Linked DNA regions of Homo sapiens: all the other regions are linked to region 1. A link is a loop called in an ENCODE intact Hi-C map of the cell type or tissue named here. Cell type or tissue: A673. All regions are shown on one strand. Links, peaks and the distances in the headings refer to the core of each region. The heading gives the core; the rest is flanking DNA. Region 1 overlaps LINC00922 (long intergenic non-protein coding RNA 922). Region 2 has its middle 81 kb from the start of LINC00922. Region 3 has its middle 42 kb from the start of LINC00922.

What was found. A loop is a pair of places that touch in the nucleus more often than their neighbours do. Peaks named below come from ENCODE experiments on the same cell type or tissue, not always from the same donor. Only the 100,000 strongest peaks of a DNase experiment are listed, where the experiment ranks them.
Region 2: it touches region 1 in a loop (5-fold over the local background); 1 of 110 quality-filtered maps calls a loop at or near these places.
Region 3: a loop joins it to region 1, with 4 times the contacts of the local background. A loop is called at or near these places in 1 of 110 quality-filtered maps.

The regions. Positions count from the first base shown.
Region 1 is chr16:65,541,918-65,552,725 of GRCh38, forward strand. All of the region lies in intron 2 of LINC00922 (long intergenic non-protein coding RNA 922), which reads right to left. Among named protein-coding and RNA genes, the nearest start is that of LINC00922, 29 kb to the right of the region's middle. In A673, for the core only: a CTCF peak has its summit at 6,733 (motif pointing right); DNase peaks (open chromatin) are centred at 4,604 and 7,984; H3K27ac peaks cover 4,974 bases.
Region 2 is chr16:65,651,799-65,662,606 of GRCh38, forward strand. No RefSeq gene overlaps it. Among named protein-coding and RNA genes, the nearest start is that of LINC00922, 81 kb to the left of the region's middle. RefSeq lists enhancers at 4,316-4,815, 5,907-7,106. In A673, for the core only: no CTCF peak of the experiment used is centred there; DNase peaks (open chromatin) are centred at 4,183, 5,443 and 6,683; H3K27ac peaks cover 1,216 bases.
Region 3 is chr16:65,613,011-65,623,818 of GRCh38, forward strand. No RefSeq gene overlaps it. Among named protein-coding and RNA genes, the nearest start is that of LINC00922, 42 kb to the left of the region's middle. In A673, for the core only: no CTCF peak of the experiment used is centred there; a DNase peak (open chromatin) is centred at 6,121; H3K27ac peaks cover 1,964 bases.

The sequences.
Region 1 (10,808 bases), core at 3,842-8,841:
TCATTTTTCATCATCTATTTATTCCCCATTCATTTATTGTTTATAACACTATTTCACACACACATACACAGAAGTTAAATTAACTGACATTTAGAAAATGACCCTAACATAGCATTTAAAGTCAAACAGAAAGATCAGAGTCTACAGAGAGGAAGGGAAAGGTAACCATATCAGAGCTTAGCATGAGACAATTACTGCAGTAAAGAATTGAGGTTAGCTCAGAGTCCCTTGGCTGCCAAACTGATGGAAAGAAGCATAGCAGCATCCTAGAACAAATAGTTCCTATTCTGGACCTAAACACTAAGTGGCAGTTATAAGGGAGGAAGGTAAGATGGGACTAAGTAAGACTGACTTTGGCTGAACCTGCAGACTTCTAGGGAGAACGTGTTTAGGCTTGACCCTTAAGTCCATAGAAAGTTGCATTTCAAATTTCCTGTGGTTGTTCCAGAAATTCTCTCCCAGAAGTCCAGGACAGTACAGAGATTCACTGCCAGCTTGCCAGCTTTGGGAATAAGCCTTCATCCTTACCATCATCATGAGGAACACTTAAACATTTATGCTACATTTACATTTACAAAATGCTCTTGTATTTTCTTCTTCTTTTCATTCTCATGTCCACCTGAGGAGTCTGTTGTCAAGTATATGGTCATTCTCATTTTATAGATGAGTAAGCTGAGGGTCAGAGAGGGCTTGATTTTCTGGAGACACACAATAAAGACAAGCAACTCAATTCTAGAATCTGGATTCCTCTCCCCTCTTCTCCCAGAGCAGCTCATGCCACTGCCACTCCTTGACTACTTTGAGGACAGCAACCAAAATACAAGTAATCTCAGGTGGCAATCAGAAGTTATGCATTTGAAATTCATTTGACTCCACTGAGAATCCATATTAAAGGACCTGAGATTCCAACATGGACTTTAAAATTCTGCAAAAGTGTCATTTCCAATGTCATTTCAAAGTGCTGCAAAGTGGCCTGTGGCCTTCTCTGGAAAAAGTAAAGCAGATGTTTTGTTTTGCTTTCCCCAGTCATTCTTAGGTATCGATGTTTTCACATTATTTTTTTTTGAGACAGGGTCTTGCTCTGTTGCCCAGGCTGGAGTGCAGTAGCATGATCTTAGATCACTGCAACCTCCGTTTCCCAGGCTCAAGCGATCCTCCTGCCTCAGCCTCCTGAGTAACTGGGACCACAGGCAAATGCCACCATGCCCAGCTAATTTTCATATTTTCTGTAGAGACAGGTTTCACCATGTTGCCCAGGCTGGTCTCAAACTCCTGAGCTCAAGTGATCCACCTGCCTCAGCCTCCCAAAGTGCTGGGATTACAGGTGTGAGCTCCCAGCCATCTCATATTTAATGTCATTCTTAAATTATCTAGAAACTAAGAAACAAAGGATAAAAGCTTCTGCACAGTCAGAGAAGGCAATGTTCATTCTGTTCCCTCTTTATTTGCACATACTTATTCAGGTTTTTCACTCTTATTTTACACAGAACTCAAATGTCTGTAATTACCTGATATTCAAACCCACAGCATATTAGAAACAGTAACTGGAAAGAGAGAAGAGTGGGTACACGAACAATTAGGCATAAGGATTTAAAACACGAAACCATCTAGAAACATTTAGTTCAGGGGCAAAGTGTCTTTGTGCACCTCAGTTTCCCCTAACAGCTTTAGTTTATTTAAGCAGAGCAGCATAATCTGTGCTCATAAAGATATTTCCAAATTATTTTTTAAATCCAAATAATGTTGTGTATACTGCACTTGAAATAGTGGCAATAGTTTTTTCTGTTTGTGTGCTTGTTTGCTTGCTTTTAAAATATTTTTCATTCAAAACAGTCAAAATAAAATAAGTAATTGCTTCAGTGTTTAAAGCGCAGAAGCCTTGGATCTATGGAAAGTAAGAGTACCCAGTATAACTCATTAACTCAATAAACATTTACTGTGTAAAAATTGTACATCAGGAACCGTGGATGGAGAAATAAATAATATTGATCCCTGTCTTCAGGAAGCTCAACATTTAATTTGAGAATATGTCCCCAGGGATCTGCATTGCTGAGATTTTTATGGTATAAAAGGATGATGGTTAAATCCTTCCTGTTCTACGAGTCTTAGGACTCCCAGAGGTGAGCACCACTGAATCAAAGCCTTGAAGTTTGAGAAGAAGCAACAGGATTCATATATTAAGGAAAGAAGGAAGGAAGGAAGAAAACAGGGAAGGAAGAAGGGAGGAAGGAAGGAAGGAAGGAAGGAAGGAAGGAAGGAAGGAAGGGAGGGAGGGAGGGAGGAAGGAAGGAAGGGAGGGAGGGAGGGAGGAAGGAAGGAAGGAAGGTAGGTAGGTCTTGGAGTCAGAGAAGTTGGTACATCCCCCATCTCTGCTACTAACTTTCTGATTGACTTTATAAACCAGTCAATTTTTCTGGGTCTCATCAAATTTTTCAGAAGGAAGGAAAGAAGAAAGGAAGGAAGGAAAGAAGGAAGGAGGGAGGGAGGGAGGGAGGGAGGGAGGGAGGAAGGAAGGAAGGAAGGAAGGAAGGAAGGAAGGAAGGAAGGAAGGAAAGGGGAAAACTGAAAAAGGTTGGCCAGACCGAACTGGAAGCTGGAGGGTAAAGAAATCCCCTGGTGCAGATGGTAGAGGTCAGGCACAGAGCAGAGTGAAAACAGAGCACGTCTGGAGAGGCAAATAGAACATGTTCATTCCTGCCACACTGATCCATTCCAACATGGAGTCCACTTTGCTCAGGATCAAAGGACATTTTCCCATTAGCATCAGAAGTGGTCTCATGATCCTTCTCAGCAAGCCCTCCAGGCAGAGTAGAGTCATTGGTTAAAATTGGACCGTAAGTTGGGCCATATTTCCCATCCTTGCCCAACACAGTCTTGAACCTTCTTTCATATTCTTTTTTCGTTGGTTTGATTGTCTTGATTTTAGTAATGCCTTATCACTTTTTGAAAGGTGATTTTAACTTGTGTTTGCTGAAACCACCATATTGATAATGCTTTGTGGATATAAAATATCCAGAGAGACAGAAACATTGTCATGAAAAAAAAAGCACTGGACTTTGTTTTAGAAATCTCCGTATCTTACTAACGAGATTGGCTGATCTTGGACAAGTCATGTGCTTCATGGGAGCCTAAGATCTAACCTATGTGTAGTAGGAATGATGAAGTTACCTCCCAGAACACCAAGGATGTTAACTTTTACAAGGGAAAAATACAAAAAAAAAAAAAAAAAAAAAAAAGGTGCTGCATGATTCATAAGAAAGTAGTGATTTTTTAGTTTAGTTATTATTTTTTAATAAGGCATCATAAAGAGGTGAAGAGATCAAGCTGTAGGTTAGAAAACAAGGCTTTGAAACTTGGCTCTGGAACTTCCTAGCTGGGTGACAATGAGCAAATGTCATAATCTTTCCAAACCTCAGTTTCCTTATCTACAAATGGGAATGACTGCAGCACCCACCTCACAGGCTACTTGTTTCATGATATTCAATGAGGATAACCAAAAGCATTAATTATTACTGCCTTGTTATGGCTGCAGAGGATGCCTTCAGAGCAGGGAGCAAGTCCATACGTTATTCACTAATTTGATAGCATTTATTGTGCCTTGTCAGGGTCTAAGATTTATGATTTAGCTGGAGACAGACATCAACAGGCCTTTCTACTTCTCCTGAGACCACAGCCATAAACAAAATTAAACTCCTGAGTGCTGTTCCCTCCAAACATTTCTCCTCAATTTTGTTTGCCCAAGTTTCAGAGACCATTACTTCAGTCATGATTTTCAATGTGAGCTGATTGAAATCACTGGTCTTGGAGTCAGAGAGGTTGGTGCATCCATCCCCCATCTGTGCTGCTAACTTTCTTATTGACTCTATAAACCAGTAAATTTCTCTGGATCTCATCAAATTTTTCTGAGGAGAGAAACGAAGGAAGGAAGGCAGGGAGGGAGGGAGGGAAGCATTGATTTACACCAGACAACCCACTAAAAGTTTTCATTTTATAATAACTGTAACACCATCAACCATTCTTTGAAAGCACATCTGTTGGCTTCCAGAGTTTCTTCATCACTCTTAGACGTGGAAGGTGTTTAACAAGCTCAAAAAGACACACAAATATCAAGCACCTACTCTGTGACTGGCATCAGATCTATATTTAATACACTTTGGGTATTTTCTGAAACAAAGATGATTTTCCATAACCAATTCCCAAACCAAGAACATGCATGCATCTGTGTCCGGCAGAGTGGAAGTAATGAACATGAATGCCACCTTTGTTAAATTCTGAAATGGACCTAAAGGTGCCCGAATTCTATATAAAGTCATATTGCTAAGCTTTGATTCATACCTAATTTCCTCAAATGGGAAGGGTGGAGGATTAGTTGAATGAAGGGCTGCTGTAGAAAGAGCAACACATGTCTTCTTGGCGAATGTCTGCTTTTCTTCCAGTTATTAGAGTTAATGCCAGCACAGGAAGGGAGCAGCAGGGGCCAGAGTTGTTTTTCCCCTTAGAGCAACAGGGAGAATGTACTGCAGATAAGAGTCACCCGAGTGTTTGGCTTTTGGAAATGGAATTAGAATTGCTGTATACATGTCAACTGGATCTGGGAAGCCTGACAATTCTTCTCCCTGCCCCCATCTCTTAATTCTGATTACTGCCAGACTGAGACCTATCTATCAGTTCTGAACGTTAAGTGCAAGAAAGGTTTCATTGTGAGGGGAGGGTTGGGGGGAACTGGCCTTATTTTACCAGGAGAAGGCTATTATCTTGCAACAGCTGTTTATAGTTAACTGCAGCCCATACTTAAAGCCTGAATGTTAGAGCCTTATTTAGTGCCTGTGGATTTGTGGTGAACAGAGTCAGGCTTAACTCTTTCTTCCCCACGTTGCTAATGATAGAAATGAGGTGGAGGGGATCTGCAAACAAAGAGGGTGACACGGAAGAGGGCTGGAGCATGGAAGCAGGGCAAGCAGTTATTTCAAATGAGGGTGACTACTGAGGTTTTACTGCATGTTAGGGATGCATGGAGCATGTTGCATGCATTATTTCCATTAATTTTGACCATCAGCACTCTGATATTGATATGATTCCACCTATTTCACAGGGGAGAAAAAGGAGGCTTAAGCAAGAACGCCAGGATTCAAGTCCAGAAGAATTCAACTGCAGAACCAAAGCTCATAAACCCTAGATATGTATCTTGTTAATTCAGAAGCTTTAACTGAGGATATTCAAGATGGCCTGCACTGTGCTGGCCTAGCTATCATGGATAGAGGGTTTCCACCCCACAGGACCCTTAGGCTGGCCAGAAAGGTAAGCGAATACAGTTGATACACTGAGGATGGAGAAAGGCAGTGAAAACCACATAAACTTCTCACTCTAGGGGAAACAGAGTAGATCAGAACTCAGAGGAATTTAGGGAGGGTGGCAGAATTTATACAAACGAAGCTCATTTCAAGAAGAGAACACAGCTGCTGAAATACATACATACATACACACACATACATACACATGTATATACGTACATGCATTGCAGAGAGAAACACTCAGAATTGTTTCAGAGAGGGCTGGGAGGGGTAAGCAGGGCCCGAGCCCCAGGAGCACTCTGGCTGCCCCTGCACAAACTTAGACTTGATTTCTACAGGTGACAAGCAACAAGGTGGTCAGAGCTACATTTTAGAAAGGTCACTCTGGCTGCAGGGGCAACAAGGTTGTGGAGGTGGCAAAAGATGTCAAGAAAAGTCAGTACATTCTATGACAACCCAGGGAAAGGAAAAAAAGGCCAGAACTATAGAAGTGGGCAGTTGGGAATGGAATCAAGAGATGTGTTGCAGGTAGAACAAGTAGAAATGTGTTCATTTCTTTGCCTCTCTAAAGACTAAAGAGAGGTTAAATTTTCCAGCAGGAAGTTGGAAGGAGCATTGCTCAAACCACTAACCCAACCCCAAATGATATACATTCCTGAGGGTTACAATGCTAACCAGTGGTGTTGGGGGTGGCAGTGAGACTGCACCAGCACACACACACACACACACACACACACTTTCATTTACTCAAAACGTCTGGAATTTTTGCTCTCCTCTTTGTTTGACTCCAACATCTTTTCTGATGACAAAGAAAACCAAAGATTTTGAAATCCATTGTTGAGCACAAAGAGAGGCGGAGTAAGAGGGTTGTGGGGGAAAAGTTGGCCGACTCTGAACTTTATACCCTGCCTTGGTACCCAACAATTCGCAGTGGGAGAGAGAGTAGCTTGCCAAAGAGCTCTGTGTGACTGGGCTAAGCTAGAAGAATATGTAAAGTTCAAGATGAAAAGACAGCCCTCACAGCTGAAAACAGAGCTGGGAGCTAACAGAGCTTGGGAAAGGAGACTTCACAAAGAAAAGTGCTTATCTGCAAACTCGTTTCTCTGCAGCAAACGCTCCCAGGACCTCTGGCAAAAGGAATTCCTGGACACAGGCCTTTCCACTGAGCTTTTAGTGATCTGTGGTTAATTACTTCTCGCCAGGCTCTCTTCTACAGCCAATCCATGGGGCAACCTGCAGAGGCCTGGGGTAGAGGTTTTGCCATTTTAATTCCAACATTCAACAAAGTTAAAGTTTTACAACTGCAGAACTGGGAAGAACCTTACTTCTCCTTCTACTCAGAATTCCTAATTTTTGCTGGAGTGGTGGGTCAGACAATACAGGGAGAAAGGCCAGGCTGCCTGTGAGACAGCAGCATCTGCTGCCTGCAGGGGGCTGGGGATACCAGCAAGGGGTGTCTCTCCTGCTGTAAGGAAGTCCAGGAGAATCTGACGGTCACTCAGCAAAAAGGGCTGTTCTGGTCTGCCCCAGGGCATTCTTGCAATTGAGCCACAGATTTGCTACCATTGGCCAAATGGACTAAGGCTTCTTCCAGCACTGCATCCTGGACTCGCATGATTTTACATCAAAACAAAACAAGTTTCCTGAAAAGAAGGTGTTTTAGACAGGGTTCTCCAGAGAAACAGAAAAGCATGTCTATTCTATCTATCTAGCTATCTACCTATGTATCAATACTATCAAGAGATTTTTTAAAAATTGGCTCCTGAGGCTACAGGGGACAGCAGGTCTGAAATTTATAAGCCAGGCCAGCCCATTCAGGTCAGAGTGGATGTTGCAGTCTTGAGTCCAAATTCCACAGCGCAGCAAGATGGAAACTTAGGCAGGGTTTTTAATTTTGCAGTCTTGAGAATTCATTCATCAGGGAACTTCTGTCTTTGCTTTTAAGGTCTTTAACTGATTGGATGAGGCCCACCCACATCTCTTAAAGTCTACTGATTTAAATGTCGATCACACTGTTAAAATACCTTCACAGAAAAATTTAGACTAGCATTTGACCAAACGAGCAGGCACCATAGCCTAACCAAGTTGACACATAAAACTTACCATCATAGAAGGTATTACAACAGTGTGTAAAGCAAGACAAAAGTCTATATATTGTGGAATATATAACTGGCAAAGGATTGAGATTAATACAGGACCATGCATTTTATTGTACTCAAAACCATTTCAGATAACTGAATTTCCTACACACTAGAGAGAATAATGACCCCCCACCTAACTCAAAGATTCCCAGTCCCCTGCCCCACTTGCAGTCCCCACCAACACACCCACTAGAGGCCTATTCCTCCAGGAGTCCGGGGTCCCTATCAACCTCCCTTGGACCTCAGACAGTGGGCAGCACTGACCAGTGACATACACCAAGTGGGGATGTCCTCCAGCCTGGGAGACCCTGTGTGCTAGGGATAAAGTCGCTGCCTTCAAATTTTTGTCTTTTCTTCCCTAACTAGGGTTTAACTCAGGCCATTCTACATCTACCTGCACCCCCACCCCTATTTTCAGCCTTCCCAGATCAAGCTGACATGTATACAGCAATTCTATTTTCATTTCCAAAAGCCAAACACCCGGGTGAGTCTTATCTCTGGTACATTCTCCCTGTTGCTCTAAGGGGAAAAACAACTCTGGCCCCTGCTGCTCCCTTCCTGTGCTGGCACTAACTCTAATAACTGGAAAAAAAGCAGACATTTGCCAAGAAGACATATGTGTTGCTCTTTCTACAGCAGCCCTTCATTCAACTAATCCTCCACCCTTCCCATTTGAGGAAATTAGGTATGAATCAAAGCTTAGCAATATGACTTTATATAGAATTTGGGTGCATTTAGGTCCATTTCAGAATTTAGCAAAGGTGGCATTCATGTTCATTACTTCCACTCTGCCGGACACAGATGCATGCATGTTCTTGGTTTGGGAATTGGTTATGGAAAATCATCTTTCTTTCAGAAAATACCCAAAGTGAATTAAATATAGATCTGATGCCAGGCACAGAGTAGGTGCTTAATATTTGTGTGTCTTTTTGAGCTCGTTAAACCCCTTACAAGTCTAAGAGAGATGAAGAAACTCTGGAAGCCAACAGATGTGCTTTCAAAGAATGGTTGATGGTGTTATAGTTATTAAAATGAAAACTTTTAGTGGGTTGTCTAGTGTAAATGAACCTTCCTTCTTCCTTCCTTTCTTTCTCCCTCCCTCTGTCCTTTCCTCCCTCCTTTCCTCCCTTCCTTCCTTTCTTCCTTCTTGTATTTTATTGATTACAATAACTCAAAACTTTTAGTGGGTTGTCTGGTGTAAATGAATCTTCCTTCCTTTCTTTCTTCCTTCCTTCTTCCCTCCCTCCCTCTCTCCCTTTCTTCCTTCCTTCCTTCCCTCTTTCTTTCCTTTCTATTAGCTATTTTTTTCTGATGTGGTCATGTATTTGACCACGAGGAGAATTCCAATGCATTTCAAAAAGCATAAGTTACACAAAACTTCTTGTTTTGCCACTATAAAACAAAATTAGAAATTAAGAAGCAGCAGCCAGGTGTGGTGGCTCACACCTGTAATCCCAGCACTTTGGGAGGCTGAGGGGGGTGGATAGCTTAAAGCCAAGAGTTCAAGACTACCTGGGCAACATGGCAAATCCTCATCTCCACCAAAATTACAAAAATTATTTAGTCTCATGACCGTGTTTCAAAAAAAAAATTAAAAAGCAAAACAAAACATATGAGATAACAAATACATATATAGCGATTTTTCCTGATGCACTCCCTCCCTCCACTGCCCTCCTTCCCCCAATTGTGGGTTTTTATGTTCCTTCTTATTTTAAACCAAGAGATAACAAAAGGGAAAAACATTTTAGGGAGACATAAATTCAAAAAAAAAAGTCGCTGGAGCCAAGATGGCCGAATAGGAACAGCTCCAGTCTACAGCTCCCAGAGTGAGCGATGCAGAAGACGGGTGATTTCTGCATTTCCATCTGAGGTACCGGGTTCTTCTCACCAGGGAGTGCCAGACAGTAGGCGCAGGACAGTGGGTGCAGCACACCCTACGCAAGCGGAAGAAGGACGAGGCATTGCCTCAGGAAGCGCAAGGAGTCAGGGAGTTCCCTTTCCTAGTCAAAGAAAGGGGTGACAGACGGCACCTGGAAAATCGGGTCACTCCCACCCCAATACTGCGCTTTTCTGACGAGCTTAAAAAACGGCACACCAGGAGATTATATCCCGCACCTGGCTCAGAGGGTCCTATGCCCACGCAGTCTCGCTGACTGCTAGCACAGCAGTCTGAGATCAAACTGCAAGGCGGCAGCAAGGCTGGGGAAGGGGCGCCCGCCATTGCCCAGGCTTGCTTAGGTAAACAAAGCAGCCGGGAAGCTCGAACTGGGTGGAGCCCACCACAGCTCAAGGAGGCCTGCCTGCCTCTGTAGGCTCCACCTCTGGGGGCAGGGCACAGACAAACAAAAAGACAGCAGTAACCTCTGCAGACTTAAATGTCCCTGTTTGACAGCTTTGAAGAGAGCAGTGGTTCTCCCAGCACGCAGCTGGAGATCTGAGAAGGGGCAGACTGCTTCCTCAAGTGGGTCCCTGACCCCTGACCCCCGAGCAGCCTAACTGGGAGGCACCCCCAAGTAGGGGCAGACTGACACCTCACACGGCTGGGTACTCCTCTGAGACAAACCTTCCAGAGGAACGATCACACAGCAGCATTCACAGTTCACGAAAATCCGCTGTTCTGCAGCCACTGCTGCTGGTACCCAGGCAAACAGGGTCTGGAGTGGACCTCTAGCAAACTCCAACAGACCTGCAGCTGAGGGTCCTGTCTGTTAGAAGGAAAACTAACAAACAGAAAGGACATCCACACCTAAAACCCATCTGTACATCACCATCATCAAAGACCAAAAGTAGATAAAACCACAAAGATGGGGAAAAAACAGAGCAGAAAAACTGGAAACTCTAAAAAGCAGAGCGCCTCTCCTCCTCCAAAGGAACGCAGCTCCTCACCAGCAACGGAACAAAGCTGGATGGAGAATGACTTTGACAAGTTGAGAGAAGAAGGCTTCAGATGATCAAACTACTCCGAGCTACAGGAGGAAATTCAAACCAAAAGCAAAGAAGTTTAAAACTTTGAAAAAAATGTAGACAAATGTATAACTAGAATAACCAATATAGAGAAGTGCTTAAAGGAGCTGATGGAGCTAAAAGCCAAGGCTTGAGAACTACGTGAAGAATGCAGAAGCCTCAGGAGCCGAAGCAATCAACTGGAAGAAAGGGTATCAGTGATGGAAGATGAAATGAATGAAATGAAGTGAGAAGGGAAGTTTAGAGAAAAAAGAATAAAAAGAAAGGAACAAAGCCTCCAAGAAATATGGGACTATGTGAAAAGCCCAAATCTACGTCTGATTGGTGTACCTGAAAGTGATGGGGAGAATGGAACCAAGTTGGAAAACACTCTTCAGGATATTATCCAGGAGAACTTCCCTAATCTAGCAAG
Region 2 (10,808 bases), core at 2,817-7,816, 110 kb after region 1:
CTTTATAATCTCCACACTGAGGTCAGGAAACTGAGAAAGATGGCAAGACATCGTACCTAGGATTACACAGCTAGAGCTTGATTGCACCTCAGTAAGTCCAGGTTTCCCTGAAACCAAATGGAGCATCTTTCCATGGAAACCTAGAAAAAGTAACATATTTTCTCAAGTTCACCAGACCCTGGAGGGGTTGCAACTTGAACCAGGAACCCCATTTTTCTGGCTGAGTTCAGATTCTTCCCTTTCAGTTTGCTGGGAATAGCTCCCTCTCTTAAACCTCCTGACCATTTTAAACTTTTGGTCAACTTTCCTTCAACAACTCTAGTCTCTGGTATTTCTGCTTTCTATGTGAAAGGGAATAACTTGATAACCTTTAAAATCCTTCTTTAGAGAAGAAAGAACTAGCCATTTATATTCCTGCTGCAATCCTCATGGCTCTGCCTGCCTCTGAACTGGCTTTCTTGGCTCCGTGATCCTTAGGCTTTGTTAACAACCTCTCTTTGAGGTTAGGGTGAGGAATAGTAATTCAGCTATTCACAGGGGCTGCTGGAGGCAAGCCTGAAAGGTGTCCAGAGAGCCAGCAGGCACGGGCCATGCTTTCAATGGACAAGGGCAAGAGTCAAGAGTCATTTCCCCATGTGGTATGTATGTGAGTGTGAGAAAGAAAGAGAGAGAGATGAGAGAGACAGAAGAGAGATTATGGGAGGGGCAGGAAAACATCAATATATGCCCTTCCAAAATAAATTTAACTTCTAGGTAGAATCTTAGTTTCCAAATAGGCTTATGGAATCCTCACTTTTTCCAATTTCAAAGCTTCCTGTTGCATCCAGCGTTTCTAGAAACACTCCTTTGTAGAACAGCAGCACTGTAAGAACAAAGGGACACCATAAAATAGAAATTGGGACACAACGCATTCTTTTCCAAACAGCAATATATCAAAGGCTTGGTTCTCATCCCACAAGGGGAGAGGCTCCTAAGGTTAGGCATGGTTTGAGTATTGCCTTCCCACCTGCATGCTATGATCTGAGAAAATATAAAAACCCAGCACAGAATTGCCAGCACTCTGAATGTGTAAGGAAGACTAAGACCAAAACTCCAAGAGTCGTCCCTGTGGGTGGCTGGCATGTCAGAACTCAGTGACCCCATGCTCTGACTCTAGCTTTTTATTTTCCCTTTGGGGCAACCCAATTTGCTTCACATTGACACCATTACAACAGACTCTAGGCTGTGGTGTCTTGTTTTCTATTTAAGATCTCTGTCCAGGCATTCATCTCTTCCTTTGTTCCTTTTCATATAGTTAAGACAGGCTCTCTTTTCCAGAAGACTTTATTGAACCCTAAAAGATGAAGAATGGAACATAAACTCAGTGAACATAAAGGCCATTAAAGTGAGCATGGGTTTGGGGGGAAAGGGAATCTGTTTTTACCTGCATGTTTCTCTCTTGTGAAACTCCTTTAAGCAGTGACACAAAAGAAGACCTTATGCCAAGTTCCAACTTGAAGCTCATCAGTTAAGGCTTGGATGCATAATGTATACATACCATGGAATATTATTCAGCCTTAAAAAAGGAAGGAAATTCTGATATATTCTACAACATGGATGAACCTTGAGGACATTATGCTGAGTAAAAATAATGCACTCAGAAAAAAAACAAATAGTGTATGATTCCACTTAAATGAGGTACTTAGAGCAGTCAAATTCATAGAGACAGAGAGGAGAATGATGGCTGCTAGGGGCTGGGGGAGAGGGAGAAATTGGGAATTACTATTGAATAGGTACAGTTTCACTGAAGTCACTTTAAAACAATTATGGGTTAACCATCTTAACACTGAAAAAGTGGCTAAGATTGTAAATTTTATCCTATATGTATTTTACCACAATTAATTTTTTTAATTGAAAATGTTGAGTGTATTTCAACAATGATTTCGACTTTTCAGCCTGGTTCCATTGCCTTCATTGATGTTGGAATCTTCAGATCCCACCAATAGGGATCTAAACTACAAGTTATTTTCTCGACCTTGTTAGAGACAAATGAGATTCTTTATTAAATGATTTAAACTGATTTTTTTTCAACTAACTTTTAGGTTTAAACAATCAAACTCACTACTCCAGTGAGTGTTTGTCATTCAAATTAAGAATTAGCCAGGCATGGTGGCTCATGCCTATAATCCTAGCACTTTGGGAGGCCAAGGCAGGTGGATCACCTGAGGTCAGGAGTTTGAGACCAGCCTGGCCAATGTGGTGAAACCCTGTCTCCACTAAAAATACAAAAATTATTGGGGCATGGTGGTGGGCGCCTGTAATCCCAGCTATTCAGGAGGCTGAGGCAGGAGAATCACTTGAACCCGGGAGGCAGAGGTTGCAGTGAGCTGAAGTAGCGCCATCGCACTCCAGCCTGGGCAAAAAGAGCAAAACTCCATTAAAAAAAAAAAAAAAAAAAATTAAGGATGCCTGTCAGGGTAAGCACAAAACAGAACTGAGGCACTGTGGCATGAATGACTTTCAAGAAGGTAACACCAAATGAAGAGCTGGAAAGAAGATCTGCCTTCCTTTCTATGAGTTAATTATCTTGTCCGTTTCTTTTTCTAGTCATTTAATAAATAATATTTTGCTTATCGACCTTTTTTAAAATCTTGGAACAATAAGAGAGATACTTTCATTTCTTCATCCAATTTCAAAGTCTGGAGAAAAAAAGACATGCATGCACAACTAAGTAATCAACGTTAGATTCTGCTGACATTTATTAAGCTCCTACAGTAGGCTAGGAAACAGGCACATAAAACTACATGGCCATGAGTTTCTAATTTAATTCTGTTTCCTAACCAAACTGAATCAAAAGGCTATTGTTTTTCCCACATCTTCAACAATTCATTTAATTCCTGTATTAATCTATGTTTCGAAACACCCACCCTGGTCATCCCTTATCCTGTCTCACCAAAATTATTACTCCTGCTCTGTTGCAGCCACACATTTTTGTGGACTTCCATGGACAGGTTAGGGGGAAGAGATTTGGATGTCATCATGATCAGTAGATGACTGCTCAAGAATATAGATACTAAGACCACAGGAGGGGTGAGGAAGGAGCCTTGAAGATCCCCAGAACCCAAAGAAGTGGGCAGAGAAATAGAAGGACCAGAAGAGAGAGGAGGGAATTACCAAATTCAAAGTACAAGTTTGGAGAGAAAATGATGAGCAACAACATCTAATGTTGCCAAGTAAGATGAGGAGTAATGAGTCCTTCAGCTGTGATACTTGGGAGGTTCCTTGGATTTTAGAAAATCACTGCCTTAGACTCGGGGTGGTGAAAGTGATAGTGACACATGAGTAGAATGCAGTACAATGAAGCAAATAAATGTGGATAGTTCTCTTAAGACAATTGACCCGGAAATGAATGAGGCATCTCAAAGAAGAGTAGTCTCAAAGGGAGATGAATGGATCCAACGTTTGGAGGTGCTTCTTGTGGCATCTGTTGTTGAAAGAGACTTTTGTAAATGGAGTAATTTTGAGAGAGAGCAAGAGAGAGGAAGAGAAAGAGAGAATGAGAATGAGGATATATTCAAGACTCAGGAATTAAAAATGTGGTCAGAGGAGGGAAGATTCCTAGGGTGGTGATGGGTGAAAGCCAGAACCAGGCACACACCGAATAGGAGAAAAACGCTTTTACATAGAAAAAGTGCACCAGGCTCAATTCTCCTTCTTCCATAGAGCCCTCCATCTAGACCTCAGCTCGCCTAATGCCAATCCCCTTTCTTACCGTTGCAGAGCCATGTGCAGGGTGAGTGTAGAGCAATTATTTGTAGAGAATAAGAACAGAGAGATGATGCTCTGCATGGCTCAGAAACAACTTCTGCATGAACTCCTCTTTGGAGGCCTGGGTGTGTTGAGCCAGTTCACTCCAGCGTGGGCAGCAGACACTCCAGCCCCAGCTATGTCTGCCACTCTCTGAGTCTCCTTCCTTGCCTCTCTCCTTCCCGTTTAATTTCAAACTCTCACATTTCTTGTGCATTTCTCCTCTTAAGGACAGAGACACTGGGTCATTCTGTAATGTGCTGGAAAAATCCACAATCCTTAATAAAAAGGCAGGCAGAACCTTTCTTCCCCACAGCAGGGGTAGCTGAGCAGTGCTTGGCCAGGCAGAGGGAGGGCCATCTCTTTATCCCCTCCCCTTCCCTTGTCCCCCAGGGGGTACGTTCCTGGAAGCACTAATGGTTCTTAAGTTTAGGCAGTGTCCAGCTGTGAAGTGAGGCTCCATTCTTCAAAGAAGTCAGCAGCCACCTGCTCTGCAGGAGACAGGGGAGAAATCGAACCCTCAACTAGAGAGACAGTGGGTGGTACACTCTGGCTGCTGGCTGCAGCCACCTGCCTCCCATCCGTGCAGCTGGGACTGATGGACCCAACCAAGAGGTTCAGCCCAGCCCCTGGAAGAAAAGCTGGCCCCTCCCAGAGGGCATGACTTCCTACTTGTCAACCTAGAACTTCACCATTGTCATTGACCCTGATCCCAAGCCTCCTCCTGAGAACTCAGTTTCTTCCTCGTGCCAATGACAGCTGCAGCCTATGTCCTAAAAAACTGAGTCCCTAGACATCTGCCGACCTAGAGATAAAGCCCTTTGTCCCCCTTGCCTTCACTGTCCCCTGTGTAGGAAATGCATCCCACCCCTACTCATGGGCCCTATTCAGGAGTCCCTGTTCCTGCTGCCTAAGCTCCCCAGTCCAAGTCACAGACAGCAGTCTCCTCCTGCAGTCTCCTTGCCTGACAACCTGCCCTGACACCACCCTAACACCGAGGGGGCCTCCTGAAGCTGACTGCTCACCTGAGCCCCACTACCTATGACCAGGCTTCCTAATTCCTCAGGTACCTCAGTGGTCCTGTCCACAGGGTGGCTGGGAGGCTGCAGTGAGATGGAGAGGTAGAGCGATGCCTCAATGCCCACACATGTCCATGGTGGGGACCATTGTTGTTGCTGGTGTTTTGCTCTTGTTGAGGGCAGATTTGGCAGCCGTGTATCCCTCACCCCCAGCTCCCACTTCAATCCTGGAGCACACAATGTGCCCCTAAGACATTGCCCAGCTGGAGACAGGCAGACAAGCCTAGATTTGAGTCCAGACAGACTTGAGTTTGAATCTAAGCTCGCTTATTATCTGTGTGACTTAGAGCAAAATCACTTAACCCCTGGAGCCTCCGTTTGTTCCTCTATAAAGCCTCCCCTGTGGGTTTCGTGGGATAATGAAATGAGATGACATAGGAAACAAACCTGGCACTTTTAGGCATTGAAAAGAACCCTGTACTCGTGCCTGTCCTGTCTTCTGGAAAAGTAGGCAGAGCCACCTGGCTTTGATCCAAGACCACCCCAGGGATTTCCCCAGGAAAAGACTTCAGATGCTTTCCCCAAAGGGAACCACAAATGCCGGCAACACACCCGAATCTGCCTCCTTCACAGGCCTGGGGATGTGTTTGATGTAATCAACAATTGCCTATGCCTGTGAGCTGAATCCCGACACATAGGCTCACTTCCGACAACGTGCATATGTTCCTCCAAATTAAATGGGAGCCTGGGGAGCAAATGACTTTTATCAGGATGTGGGGTCAAGAACTGCCCTCCTGCTCTCCTACAATGGGTTATTTACAACTGTGTGTTTCTCCCAGTGCTGCTTGTCAGCTGCTAATAGCATCCTATTAAGAAAGAACTGGAAGGAAGGACAGCAGAGGCCTCCACCAGCCCCTGCCCACTGAGAAGGGGCTGAGACAAAGTGCAGGGTGAAGTGGAAAAATTCAGGCTCTGAGGTCTGACTGCTGGGGCTTGATTTCCAGCTTACTAGTTTGGGACTCTGGGCAAGTAACTTTATCTCTTTTGAGCCTCTGTTTCTTCATCTGTAAAATGGCCATTATAACATTATGAGAGACAGCAGTGCGGCAAAGTGAATGGCATGGTGCTGACATTCCACAATGCTGAGCAACATTAAAATTAGCTGGAGTTGAATGAGCAGTACATGAGCTCTGGGGTGTTCTGTAATGGAAAGAGATGGAAGGCAATGGCAAGAGAAAGCACCTACTCTGTGCTACTTTTACATATGCTATTGTATTTAATCCTCAAAACAAGCCAAAGATGTGGGTACATTATTGCCATTCTTTTTTTCCCTCTTGAGATGGAGACTTGCTCTGTCTCCCAGGCTGGAGTGCAGTGGTGAGATCTCAGCTCACGGCAACCTCCACCTCGCAGGTTCAAGCGATTCTCCTGCCTCCACCTCCCGAGTAGCTGGGATTACAGGCACATGCCACCACACCTGGCTAATTTTTTGTATTTTTAGTAAAGACGGGGTTTCACCATGTTGGCCAGGCTGGTCTCGAACTCCTGACCTCATGATCCTCCTGCATCAGCCTCCCAAAGTGCTGGGATTATAGGCGTGAACCACCACTCCCAGCCATTATTGCCATTCTAAGGGAGATGACTGAAAGGCTCAGAGAGGTTAAGTGACAGATTGAAATCTGCATCAATAGCAAGGGATGTGCAGCCACATGCTTATGCCTCCTGAGCACCTCTTTTTGCCAGCATACTGGGGGTGCTGCAGGAGGACTGGGAATTCACAGGTGGGCTGGGCTGCTGCCTGGACAACCTTCAAAGGAGACAGGAAATGAGAAAATGGGGCTGACTCACTAAGTCAGGACACCCGTCCAGGACAAACCCGGAAGACTCATGAGCAGGCCCGCAGGCAGTTCCTCATTACCACATCCCACTGCTTGGAGCAGACAACAGCAAGGGAAGCCATCTGGAGGTTAGGTCAATGCAGCTAGGTCTGCCAGAATGATCCAGATCAAAAAGCCTGCACATTCCAGCTCAGCCTTTTTCCAGGGTCTAGCCAAGTCTCCAGCCCTTCCTGCATTCCATTCCCTGTGCCTGGAACACTCGACTTCCTTTGGTTTGGCCAGTTCCTACCTGTACTGCAGGTCTCTTGTGTAACATGCACTTCCCTGAATCCTTACTGGAATATCCAGTGTGGATGAGCTACTTGGTCCTGGGCTCTCACAGCATCCTGCATTCTGCCTGTCCTACAGACCTACTCTCTATCTGACTGGCTGCCTTCTGTCCGGGCTCTAAGCTCCAAGAGGAGAAGGACTGTGTCTGTTTTGCTACCATACAGTGTTGTTAATATCAGTATCCAATGATTTCATCATTAAAGGAGATGATGTGTGAAATCCTTAGGACACTGCATGATGATGTGTACATGGGTAAGGAGTGATGATGGAGGTGGCCCAGCTGCAGTTCTTTGCAGTATTGTAGGATATAAGCTGTTTATGGACATGCTTCTGAATTGATTCATTTGTGCATTTTTGGCACCAGGCACTGCTATACACACAAAAAATCCAACAAGTGCCAGATGATACCACAAGTGGCAGGTGATTCACTGGTGAGACAGGGTGCCCCGGGAACTCAAAGGCAAAGTGTGGATCTTTTTACCTGGAACCAGCAGGAAAGGCTTGTCTGACAAACATAAGGTGGGACTTTCTGGACATTGGAGAATCATTATAAAAGAGGCACAGGGGAGCAGTTAGTGAAATTTAAAGCAGTTCAGTTCAAGAATTATAGCATATTCACACATTTTACCAAAGCCCCAAGAACACCAACATCTTGACCATGGAGAAGGTGCAGAGGGATGGACTCAAAACTTCATCCCTGCCCTGTTTCCTTCTTGGTTGGGAGTCTAGGTTGGCTGCACTGCAACCTCTGCCTAGTGTTTAAATCCTGAGTTTTGGTGAGTATTGTTATCATTGACAGTTTCTGAGACAACTGCAGCCCTCTGCTTCCTGCTGTGGCTGAAACATGACAAATAGAGAACTTCCCTGGGGAGGGGGTTGCTTCAGGGAACCCGTCCCAGGCTGAGACTGTCTTCCTCAAACCGCCCATCTCCCCCCAGAATGCCCTTCCTTCTTATTCAGGTATGATTTTTAAAATGACCAGGCTTTGAGCTAAAAATACAAATGCTTTATGTTCCTCCATGGGGGGAAAAATAAGACAAGAGAATCTATGAAAGTAACAAGGAATTTCATCCTTCAGTGGACTTTAGAATGGATATTTTAGACTCAGCCATCCATAAACATCGGGTAATATCATACTCTTGTAGTGCAGAATGAATTCCACAGAACGGGCCACAAATCTGCATTAGACCAGCAAGGGGGGCTCTCTGCGAGCGAGCGTTCAAAGATCTAAGGGATGACTGGAACCCTCTGTGCCCAGCTAAACAGATTTCACAGGCAAGAGCCCATCAACCAAATAGCACCAACCCTGGGCAACATTCTGCTAGGCCTGTGTAGAGGGGAGAACGCAGGCCATTAGCTCGGGCAGCTGGAGTCAGCTGGGGACTTAGAGCCGAAATCCTGCTCATGTCAGACCCTGCTTGTGACCTGCCCTGGATCCCAGTGACTACACGGCTTGCAAGGCCCTGGATGACCTGGTACCAGCTGCTGCCTCTGCATGATCCTACCACCCCGCTTCAATTCTGGGATTGTGGCATCCTGTCCTCCTCTCTCCATCCTCCAGAAGCCCCAGGATACCTCACTTGCCATTCGCTGGGCCTGCCTCAGTCCTTCCCCAGGCTTTCAGTGCTGAGCTTCATCATCACACCCTCTAGGAAGCTCCCTTGATCCCCAGTATGGATTAGCTGCCTTTTCTGCAGTGACATGTTGATTCCAGGCAATAAATGCCAAGCCTTTCACATGCTCGGTGCCACCTTTCTCTCCAGCCTCGTCCTCGCCCAGGCATCCTCCCCTGCTGCATTAGCCAAGCTCCCTGATACATACTCACATCTGGGGCTTCTGCCAAACTGATGAGTCCCTCTTCCCTGAGCCTGCCAAGATCCTTCTCTTGTCTGAGCCACTGTCCATGCAACGCCCCTCGGGACATCCTCACCTTTGTCAAACTGAATTAAAGAATTAAAGCCTCCTCCTCAGCCTCCTTCAAAAATCAGCTCAAATATCACTTCTTCCCAGAAGCCTCCCCTTACCAGGACCTGCAGAACTGTTCTCCCCTACCTGTGCCCCTCCCCTTGGCCCCTGATGCCCCTCACATCTCCTCCTTGCCTCAGCAGCAGTTTACCCCCAAGCATGTCCCCAAGTGAACAGATAAGCATCTATCTCAGCTGGGCCTAAACCACCCTTAATATCTCTGGTATCTGCATAGCTCCCAACACACGGAAACTTACCACACTCTGAAATGAACAATAAAATAAAAGGGCTTCCTTCTCCTGCTTTTCTGAGCTAGTAACTTTATCAAGAAGAAGAGGCTTGCTGTGGCTGAAGGTACCATAGCCTTTACTTCTACCCCTGCACTCTCTTTAGGATCAAAGAGCAAGGCAAATACTGCCCCAAATTGATTGCGTCCAAATGCAACCATCTCCTGCCATTTTAGATTTGGGAAAAGGAGGTACAGTATGTTTCATAAAGCCAGCATCATGCTGGATTTGCAATATCTACCAAGCCCCCCTGCTAATTGTTCTACTTTCCTTATCTCTTTTACGCCTCACAACAACCTGATGAGCTAAGTTCAATTGCTCTCATCTACAGAGCAGGAAACAGACAATGAGAGTTTAGGTCTCTGCCTGGCCAGGTCACGAGAATGCTTGATCATCAAGCTGGCTTGCAGGCTTTGAGCTCCAGGGGCCTAGGTCCAGAGCTGGAGTTTGGGACTGCCACACTATCCCCACCTCTCTCCATTGGGATTTCTTCGGCACGTATTTGGATTCTGTTGGAGCTCAGAGAGATTGCACAGCCTGTACACACTTAGATCAACTTGTCAGTGGCAGGGCTCGCTCACAACAGATCTTTTTCATCCCTCCTCCCTCGACTCATGAGGCTGACAGAGTGGTATATTGGATTTCCAAAGGCATCTTTCAGTAGAAAAAATATTTTCTTTTGATCACCCTCTCTCTTCCCAAAGTTGCAAAGGTGGGAGATCAAGTTGCCAACTGGAATTCCATTCATCAAGGAGATAAATATCAGCTATCTACTCCCCCAGTGCCACCATCAAAGAGCACATGTCAGCGGGTTGGCAGCTAGTGGCTGGCAGGACAAGGAGGCCTGAGACCGAGACTGGGGAGGGGCCTGTGTTTGAATCCAGTCTCTGCTACTACCCTCCCATGTGACCTTCGGCAAGCCACATCTCCTCTTTTGGCTTTTGTTTCTCCGTCTGGAAAGCAAATGTGGGTTCCATGAACAACTAAGTTGACCAAATAAATGAACTGATGAATGAATGAATGAATGATACAGTACAATGAGCCATTTTTCTGCTCTAAGAAACTATGACTCTAAAATATTTTTCTAAAGCAGAGTTCATTCTGTTGGCCAAGCCAGAACCCCAATCATCTGCAGTAGGACCAGCATCTAAGTTTCACATTATACCCACAATCTCTCTTTAATTGAGAGGGTGATTTAAAGCACCAGGACTTTAGACCCAAAGAGCAATGTGAGGTCTGTGAATGGTAAGCCTCTCCTTTCTCTCTTCCCATTTAAACCCAGCTCCAGCTCCATTCACCCACAGGCAGCCAGCATGGTGCAAGGGGCTTTCTGCAGCTGGGGCAGTTGACTTGAGCACAGCTGACCTCTCAAGGTCTCCCCTGGCTCCAGATCCTCTGATTCAATAATAGTCCCTGTGAATAACAGATCTGCTCCCTGACACTGTGCATGATAAAGTGACCTGATACAAAGTCCTATTAAGATAAATCACATTTACGTTTAGGAAATTATATGTTTGAATCCTGTAATTTAATGTCACTGTGACGCCTGAGAGGAAGGAGAGAGAACTCAATTAGAGGCTAAT
Region 3 (10,808 bases), core at 3,183-8,182, 70 kb after region 1:
GCCGGCAGTATGTGCATAACCTGGAGCTTGTTAGATGTGCAGAACTGCTGACCCCACTTTAGACCTACTGAAAGGGAATCTATATTTTAACAGGCTGCCCCAGGTGACTTATCTGTGTATTAAAGATTAAGAAGCACAGCCCAACCAGGGTTCTCAAGCTCATGCATGCATCAGAATAGCACCTTCAGAGCCTGCTAAAATGCAGATTGCTGGGTCCCATCCCCAGAGTTATTAAATCACAAGGTCTAGAGTAAGGCTTGAGAATTTGCTCTTTAATTATAATTTCAACTTTTATTTTAGATACAGGGGTATATGTCCAGGCTTGCTACATGAGCATATTGCATCTAGGTGGTGAACATAATACCCATTAGGTAGTCTTTCAACCCACGCCCCCTTCATTCCTTTGCCCTTTAGTGGTCCACAGTGTCTATTATTACCATGTTTATGTCCACATGTCCTCAATGTTTAGCTCCCGCTTATAAGTGAGAACATATGGTGTTTGGTTTTATGTTCCTGCATTAATTTGTTTAGGATTATGACCTCCATCTCCATCCATGTTGCAGCAAAGGACATGATTCCATTCTTTTTATGGCTGTGTAGTGTTCCATGTTTCCATGGTACATATGTACCACATTTTCTTTATCCAATCCACCATTGATGGGCACCTGGGTTGATTCTATGTCTTTGCTAATGTGAATAACTTGGCAATAAACATACAAGTGCATGTGTCTTTTTGGTATGATGATGTTTTCCTTTGGGTATCTGCTCAGTAAAGGGATTGCCAGGTTGAAGTTTGAATGGTAGTTCCGAGTTCTTTAAGAAATCTCCAAACTGCTTTCCACAGTAGCTGAACTAATTTACATTCCCACCAACCGTGTATGTGTTCCATTTTCTCTGCAGATTCAACCAGCATCTATTGTTTTTGACATTTTAATAGTAACCATTCTAACTGGTGTGAGATGGTATCTCATTGTGGTTTGAATTTGCATTTCTCTGATGATTAGTGATGATAAGCATTTTTCCATATGTTTTTGTCCATTTGTATATCTGCTTTTGAGAAGTGTCTGTTCATGTCTTTTGCACATTTTATAATGGGGTTATTTGTTTTTGCTTGTTGATTTGTTTAAGTTCCTTATATATTCTGGATATTAGGCCTTTGTTGGGTGCATAGTTTACAAATATTTTCTCCCATTCTATAGGTTTTCTGTTTATTCTGTTAGTTTCTTTTGCTATGCAGAAGCTATTTAGTTTAATTAGGTCCCACTTGTCAATTGTTGTTTTTCTTACAATTGCTTTTGGGGACTTTGCCAAAAATTATTTGCCAAGGCCAATATTGAGAAGGGTATTTCCTAGGTTTTCTTTTAGGATTTGTATAGTTTGAGGTCTTCTGTTTAAATCATTAATCAATTGTGAGTTAATTTTTGTATAAGGTGAAAGGTAATGGTCTAGTTTCATTCTTCTGCATATGGCTAGCCAACTATCCCAGCACCATTCATTAAATAGGGAGTCCTTTACCCATTGCTTATTTTTGTTGGCCTTGTCTAAAATCAGATGGTTGTAGGTGTGTGGCTTTATTTCCGAGTTTTCTATTCTGTTCCATTGGTCTATGAGTCCGTTTTTCTAACAGTACCATGCTGTTTTAGTTACTGTACCTTATAGTGTAGTCTGAAGTCAGGGCGTGTGATATCTCTGGCTTTGTTCTTTTGCTTAGGATTGTTTGGCTATTTGGGCTCTCTTTTTGTTTCATACAAATTTTAGAGTAGTTTTTTCTAAATCTGTTAAGAGTGATGTTGGCAGTTTGAAAGGAATGATGTTGAATCAGTAAATTGATTTAGGCAATATGGCCATTTTAATAATATTGAGTCTTCCAGTCCATGAGCATGGAATGTTTTTTTCCATTTATTTGTGTCATCTCCAGTTTCTTTCAGTAGCGTTTTCTAATTCTCCTTGTGGAGATCTTTCATCTCCTTGGTTAGCTGTATTCCTAGGTATTTCATTTTCTTTGTGGCTTTTGTAAATGGGGTTGTGTTCTGACTTTGATTCTCAGCCTGGATGCATTGGTGTATAGAAATGCTACTGATTTTTGTACATTAATTTTGTATCCTTAAACCCTGGTAAAATCATTTATTAGTTCTAGTAGCCTTTTGGCAGAGTCTTTAGGGTTTTCTAAGTATAAAATCAAATCGACAGCAAAGAAAAATAGTTTTATTGCTTCTTTTCCTACTTGGATGCCTTTTATTTCTTTCTCTTGCCTGATTGCTCTGGCTAGGACTTCCAGTACTGTGTTGAATAGGAGTGGTGAGAGTGGGCATCTTTGTCTATTCCAGCTCTCAAGGGGTATGGTTCCAAGTTTTGCCCATTCAGTATGATGTTGGGATGAGTTTGTCATGAATGGCTCTTGTTATTTTGAGGCATTCTCCTTCAATGCCTAGTCTGCTGAGGGTTTTTATCATGAAGGGATGTTGGATTTTATTAAATGCATTTTCTGTATCTATTGAGATGAAAATTTGCTTTTCTAACAGTGATGTGATGCTGGCGATCCCAGGTGAGGATGATATCACACAGAGATCACATTTTCAGATACACTGCTCTCTAAAGCACATATAACATTATCCCCAAATCTTTTTTTCTCCCAGTAATGTTTTATGAGGACATAATAATATATTGAAACACAGAGAATATTGCAGTTACTAAGGAGATACAATCCCTGACTTCACGGAACTTAAATCCTAGAAAAGGTCCAGACAATAAACAAGAAAATAACTAAATAACTGAAATGAAAATTACAGATCATTTAAAGTTTTTATGAAAGGTATATTAATATATACTGAGTGGCGAGACAGTGGGTGGCTAGGAAATACCATTGTAGATCAAGTGGTCAGGGATGAGCTCTAAGAAGGAATTGCATTGAGCAAAGACCTCATGAGTGAGTTGGTGAGTACAGCAAAGGACAGGAGGGATAGATTCAGGGCAGAAGGAAAAGCAAACATAAGTGCCCAGATTCAGGGTGGGCTCGCCACACTCCAAGTAGGATGAAGAGTCCAGGGGATAGATTTCCCTCTCCATCTCCTAGATCCACACTCTATTGGCTGTGTGATTTGGAGAATGGAACTTTTTTTTCCTCTTGGCTTGTTTATTCATCAAGCTTTCCTTATAGGATTCTTTGGAAGATTAAAATTCCATCAAAAACTTAATTCACACTTTTTGCACACAAAAGTTACACTTGCTTGCTGATACCAATTTCTTCACTGGGGAAAGAAAGCAGAACTTGCCAACAGTGAGTGAGACATCCCTCTTCACTGAACCCCATAATGGAGACATAAGATGGATGAGATGTTTTCTCTGCCATCAGAAAACCCCCAGCCACATAGGAAGGAAAACAGCAGGAGGAAAGAGAGAAGACTCAAGAGACAAAGAGAGCAATGATAGCTGCATGGATTTGGACTGGAGAGTAGAACACAGGGGTATCCCAAGGACTGGAGCAGTTCAGGAAGGATCTTGAAAGATGCAGAACTTCAGGCAGGCCTTAAATGAAGAGTTTAAGCCCTTAAATGAAGGGCTATAATAAGAGGATACAGGCAAGGGGACCCTATAATTTTGCCTACATGTTTTATTGAAGAGCTAGATGCATGCATCTGAAGATGACAGTACCAGACAAATGTCAAACACCTTCCAGAGTTTATGGACCTCATTAGTTAGGCCAAATATTTTCACTTCTCATCTCTGTCCTTGACTTCTGCTGTGAACTGAATTGTGTTCCCTCCAAATTCTTATGTTCAAGCCCCAACCCCCAATGTGACTATATTTCAAGACAGGACTTTTAGGAGGTTATTAAGATTAATAATAACCTCATAAGAATTGGGCGTCATGTCCTTATAACAAGAGGAAGAGACACCAGAGCTCTCTCTTTCTCTGTACTTATAACTTGCGCTATATTGGCACAAATACAGTGTGAATGCACACATCTCCAAGCCAGGAAGAGAGCCCTTTGCCGGAATCCAAACCCTGCCATGCATTGATCTTGGACTTTCCAGTTCCCAGAATAGTGAGAAAATACATTTCTATTGTTTAAGCCCCCTAGTCTATAGTATTTGTTGTGGGACCCCAATCTAAGACACTTTCCAGGAAGCATAAAGACGAAATTAATTCCCATTTAGTGTAAATATAGTGGCACAAGTTTTATAAATAATGACTTTCATCTTTCATCCACAAACTTAATGGTATAATATTAACTATTTTTTAAAATTATCTTAAGTAGGAAGTTTTTTGTCTTATTTCCCGCCAGACCTAGATTTGAAAGTTCCACATTTCTGGCTTTGAAAGAAGAATTCTTCAAGTAACTAAGCATTCATTTTCTTATATAAAATGGAGATTATAAAAAATGGCTATTTTTGAGCTTGTTGTATCACATTAGAAAGAAAATGATAGGTGGAAGTGAAGGAATTAGCTCTTAGTATATGGTAAGTGTTCCATAAGTGCTGGTTTCCTCTCCTCCTGCACTATGTGGCTTACCCCGGACTGAACAACACAACTATCCTATATATGATTGGAAAATGACATTCCCACATGAAAGGCTTCGCTGAGGTTCAGACTCTGGCTCCCTCCCATCCCCGACCCCAGTTAAATGTTGCATAAATGATCCCCAGCCCACACACATTTTTTACCCTAGCTGGCCTCTAGGTAAATAACAGCTGCCATTGTCTTCTATTAGGCTTATTAGAGATGTTTTATCATCCAAGCCCCTATAGTTGCACAACTATAAACAAAATAGCCTTACCAGGGGAATCTGTGGCTCTGTCTTCATGGGTCCTGAAACTGATGAGTGAATTGTCAGTGCTTGTGAGCCCTGCAGCCTTGTGTCAGGGGAATCCTCCTCTTCCTGATTTGGATGTTCTCTGGTATTTATTATGTTTGGAATGTCAAAGAATATTCCACAACCCCACTTCCCTTCTTGTCTTTAACTCTCTGTGATCCCAAAAGGAACACCTTTAGCCAACAGCTGTTCATAAGTGAGTAATGAAAAAAATGTATTTAGAGTGCTCTCTTAAAAGCCTAAGAGAACAGAAAGGCAGCCATGAAGCTGGGGTTGTTCTTGAAAGCCTGACCAGTTAGCTCAGTGTATAGGAGTGAGGGTTATTGTAACCCAATTCCGTGAGGATGTGTGAGTATGAGGAGTCCACCCCACTCATGCCCAAGATCCATCTGCAGCCCCCAGACTGATCAGGTTGACCTCACATGTAGAAGCTAGTGCACATCTGAGAAGCTCAGTGACAGCTAGGGTGCAGACGCCAAATTGATACCCAGGTGCTGATCTGAGAACCTTCACTGGGCTAAAATGTTTGAAACGTCTGTACCTAGCTCTCATGGTGCCTACTTCTCAACATCTGTTCCTGGGTCTAACTTCAGGAGCTGGGTCTGTTTCAGGGCTAGCTCTGAATTGGAGCTGTGGGTTTCTGGTGCATCCGGCAGTTAACATCTGTGTCTGGCCACTGTAGGTGCCAGATATAATCTTCTTATGCTCCTCTATGCTGTAGTGCAGCTGATACTTTTGGTACTTGTGTCACATCCTCCTGACCTGCCTCTGATTTCAGCCACAGCTGTGGTGGACAGATCTATTTACTCTGAGAACCTCCACCTTAATTAAAGCACAGGGCAGAGGGTCCAGGTGGATATCTTATCCCAGCCCCAGCTGTACAGCTATAGATACAGAGACAGCAATAGAGATCTTAAAGTGGGGTTTATGGACTAGCATCATAGGTTTTACCTGAGAGATCTCAGATCCGATACCAGACCTACTGGATCATATTCTGCATTGTACAAAGAGCCCTAGAGTCTTTTCAAGCATGCAAAAATTTGAGAAATACTGGTCTGGATTATTTTATGTCTCTGTAAAGTGTCTGACTCATCAAGCCTCTCCCCACTCACCCTTCATTCTGGATAATGATGGTGGCCCTAATATGAAATGGAGTAGACAAGACTCTTTTTTTAAAAGGAAAGGGAGAAACTGCCTCATGCTGTTCCCATGTTGTATTTCATTGTCAAACATCAAGAATCATTCAATTAATTAACTTGGAAAACAAAGTTACTTTAAATTATTGAATGCAGGTTCATTCTGGTGCTTAAACACCAGCAGTGCCAGAAAGAATAATTTCCTGAAAGCTTCCTATTGCCACAGAAAGGAAGTCATTCTTGAGGAAAAAATAACAGCTCTAATATAATCGCTTTTCATTTGCACTCATTCAGGAAGTTGCCAAATGTTTGCACTCACTCATTTGATCAAAAAGTTGCTTTCTTGCTACAATTAAAATGTATGATGGCTGCTCCGTTAGCCACTTCATGACACTGGTCCAGACATTGAGAATTTTCCAGCTAAACTTCTCTGTTATGAATAGGCTTTAGGCTGTTGAAGCTGGGATAGGCATTACGCATGAATCTGGACCAAATCCTTTATTTTATAAGAAATACACACAGTGTGTAGGCAGACACACACACATACCCAGAGGCTTCAAGGTGCTTGAAGGAATTGATCCACTGGAATTCTATTACAAACCCTTCAATTCTGAATACAAGGCTCTTCCTATGTTTTTTAAAAATATATGAATGTTTCTTTGATCAAAAGAAAAATCGACAGCTAAGAAAAACCAGTTCATTCGATCCTTATCTATCTATCTATCAGTGACTGTTTGAAACCAAAGAATATTCATTTGAGCAAATTCAGATATCCTCAGTATATGACTTTTATCTATTGTAATAATTTTCCATGCAAGTTCTGTAAACGATGACTAACATCTGTCTCTCTCTGTCATGGCATTAGGGATTATTCATTCCCTTGAGGTTGGGCTAGTTTTGTTCTTCTGGATTACCTGTAATTATATTCCAAAGATAGTTTGCTAGGCATAATTTATTATCTTTTCTCTGTAAATAAACACTACTTCTGAGTCCTCAGTGACTTCTAGTTCCTGCCTGCCTTTACATATTTTGGGAGCAGCAAAAGGAGACCTTCTAGTTTGGTTCTCAGAAGCCCCAGCAATCACCCTACAGGCCTCTGGCTCTGATTTACTCCAGCTCTTAAAAATCATCCTTTTACAAGGTAGGTTTACAGGAAACTACCTATTGCCAAGTTCACCAAGTTATAAGGGAGGAAATGCATAGGATCACACAGAGGCAAACCCCACAAATTAAAAGAGGGGAGAAGTCACATCTCCTAATACAAGTGATACCTCTTGTATTGGTCTGTGCTCACACTGCTGTAAAGAACTACCTGAGACTGAGTAACTTATGAAGAAAAGAGGTTCGATTGACTCACAGTTCTGTAGGCTTAACAGGAAGCATGACTTGGGGGGCTTCAGGAAACTTACAATCATGGAAAAGGTGAAGGGAAAGCAAGCACCTTTTTTCACATGGTGACAGGAGAGAAAGAGAGTGAAGAGGAACATGCTACATGCTTTTAAACAGTCAGATCTCGTGAGAATTCAATCATGAGCCAGCACTCAAAGGATGGTGCTAAACCATTAGAAACCACCCCCATGATCCAATCACCTCCCACCAAGTCTCTCCCTCAACACATGGGGATTACAATTTGACATGAGATTTGGGCGGGGACACGGAGCCAAACCGTATCACCTCCTTATCTCAACCAAAATATTTTTACAGTATATGCATTGCCAATTCTGACCACCATTACAACCCCATAATATGGGCAAGTCTGACGCATTGAACTCCATTTTATGGAAAAACAAACAAAAACAATAAAAGTTTGAGACTCGGAGAGTGAGAGAGACAGAAGAAGAGAGGACTTGTCTGCCCACAGAGTCACCCTTTCAGTGTCTACTGAGAGCTCTGGTCTGAATGATTCTATGGCTGAGAAAATGTCTGATCCCAAGAAGTACATCAGCCCCCATCTGCTCACCCCCATTCCAGATCTTTCCAGACTGACTGCGCTGAAGAACTGAAATGGTGTGTATATGTAAATGGACCTGAAAGGCAGTGGTTCTTCAATACATGGCATTTCTTATGATACAGCCACCATATGTGGAACATGATTATTTATAACACTAAATTCTGTCTTCTCAGCTGCAGGTTGCTTGTTCTCCCTTTAAAATCACATACATGCAGCTTATTTGACCACTAATACATTGTGATAGCTCAGAGCAAGTCCTCACAAATGGAACTTGCCCTCTAATTATTCAGAAATATAATGAAACCCATCATCAATCTCCAGGTCGGAGATACCCTGGGACCCCAGCAGCAGCCCTGGCATTTACTCTCAAGCCGCAGTCACTTGGATGAGAATTGTGGCAGATGCTCAGGTCCCCACCACAGCTGACCCAGGGCTAAACGAACCCCTCCGGGATATGTCTCTGTCTGTTGCATGCTGGGAAGACAGGGGTTTTCTATCATTGCTATGAGTCCAGGGAACCCCCAACACATACACACATGTTCACATACTCACATCCGTAAGATAAATCAATCCATCTGCTTAAGAATCAGACTAAGAAGGAAGGGCCCTTAAGCTACTATTCCAAACACTGCCACATAATCACAAAAGATAAACTTGTTTGTCTCACCACTTCCAATGAATCATGAGCTCTAATTTGTAGTGATGACTGGAGCTGCTGTGCCTCTTCTTACTCTGTCCTTTACTCTCTTTGTTTTAGTCTCTGCTAAGCCCTGTACTGGGCAGTAGGGTGAATGAGATGGGCATCACTGGCCCCTTCTCAGAAAGAGAGACAAACTGCACACAAACTCCCTTGCATAGACACTAAAAATACCAGGTGGAGATAGCCCCACTCACTGGGAGCTGGGCACCATGCCAAGTTCCTACATCATTCATGGGCCTCACCTAGCCAAGACCTCACCCCAGCCTATGAGGCAGGCTCTGCTGTCATCTCCATTTTGCAAATGAAGAAACCGAGGCTTGGAGATGTTTATGGACTTTGCTTAAGTATAGCCAGAGTCGTCCATGCTCTGGTCATCCTACCATATAGAGGTAACCACAGAGTGTTACAGGGACACGGAGGAGGGGCTCAAGCTGAGAATGATAGAGGTGAAGTAGAGTCTGAATAGGCTCCCTGCAAAAGATAATAAATACATGAGATCAGTGGCTGAAAAATGAGCAGGAATTAGGCAAGGAAAGGAGGGTGGAGACAGCATCGCAGCAGAGAGAGCACGGCATGGGCAAAGGCATGGTAGGGAGAGCAGAGGGAGATCCCAGGTCAGTTCCCAGGCTGCACACCAGTCATCCCTGAGGGAGGGAGAGTGGATGTGGAAGAAAGGGAGGAGGGGAGTGAGAGAGGGTAGAGCAGTCTCAGGAAGGGGCTCACTCAGCCATGGAAGGCAGTGATGTGGTGATGGCAGGTGAGGGGAACTAAGTCCCACAGGAGAGAAATGTGGGGCTGTTTCCGGTATTCTGATGTAATAGGACCCTACCTCCCTTCTATACACACACCCTAAGCAAGTAGTCACAGAGGGCTGGAGATCCAAACAGAGCCACGCGGGCTCAGGAAAGGCAGCCAGATAGATGGGGATGGGGGCTGCAGCATATGGTTCTAAGGGGCACTTCCAGGGTGGAAGAATATTTTTGTTCCAGTTTTCAAAGAGCTGAAGGGCTCATGAGAAACAGCCCACAGAGGCATGTGGAGCAAGAGATGGAGGCTTTTCTTGCAGACCCAGGCTACTCTGGGGCCCGGTGGTCACAAGGACATTGGATGACCAGAATTCTGAATAGGAGAGAGGGTCTGAGACCAGCTCCAGTAGTCCTGGGCAGAGCCTGCAGTTGCTTCTGGGGCTCAGCCCAGTGCACACTCAGAGTCCAAGGCTCTGTTTTAGTCTCTGCTAAGCCCTGTATCGGGCAGTAGGTAACTGAGACGAGCATCACTGGCCCCTTCTCAGAAAGAGAGACGAACTGCACACAAACTCCCTTGCATAGACACTAAAGACAGACATCCAGATACCCTTTTCTCTGGGTCAATGAAAGGCAGGAGGGCCCAGACCAGATACTGCTCAGATGCTTTCTCTAAGTGGAACCTCTCTGCACAAGATGCCTGTAATGCCCTCTAAGTGAGCATGAAAGAAGGAGCTGACAGTTCTGGGTCACTAGCACTGTCCCCAGATGTAGATACAGGCAATGTGTGACAAGGGAGGACTGGAGGAGGAGGTGAGGTCCTGGGGAGGGCTGGGGAAGGGGGATTCTCCCCATGAGGGTCATTCCCTCAGTGATGCGGTAAAGATGGTAGTAGTAGCAGAAGGTCGTGGAGAGGGAGATGGGGTGCAGCCTCCTCTTCACCTGGGAAAGCTCCGGAAAGACAGCCAGGGAGCCCAGTGTGCACCTGAGGTGGGCCTGTTCTTGAGGGAATAGAAGAATACTACAAAATGAGAACAAGGAAAGAGCTGAGGAGGCAGGACAGGGCTCAGAGGCACAGCAGCAGCCCAGTCACCCTGAGCCCTTCTGAGCGAAATGTAGACGATTGCAGAAATCAGAGTGTAGAGCAGACAGATTTCATCTCCCATGAACGACTGAGTGCATTATTTCTTTAAGGCCAGAGCGCACTGTACCTGGAGTGAACCTCCGAGCTCTAGCCCTCTCCCTCCTCCTATAATGGGGGCCCCAATCTCATGCCTTCTCTGTTGATCTCTCAAGCTTCGATGGCACCCATAATGAGCTCTGACAACACTAAGCCGGTGAATCCCACCTCCCTGATTGAGAGCAAGACGTTCTCTGCACCCCAATGTCCTGGAACTGTCTGGTCTAGGAACCGCAATGGGGTAGTAATGCCAAGGTTCACCTGAAGCCATGATGACACTGTCTC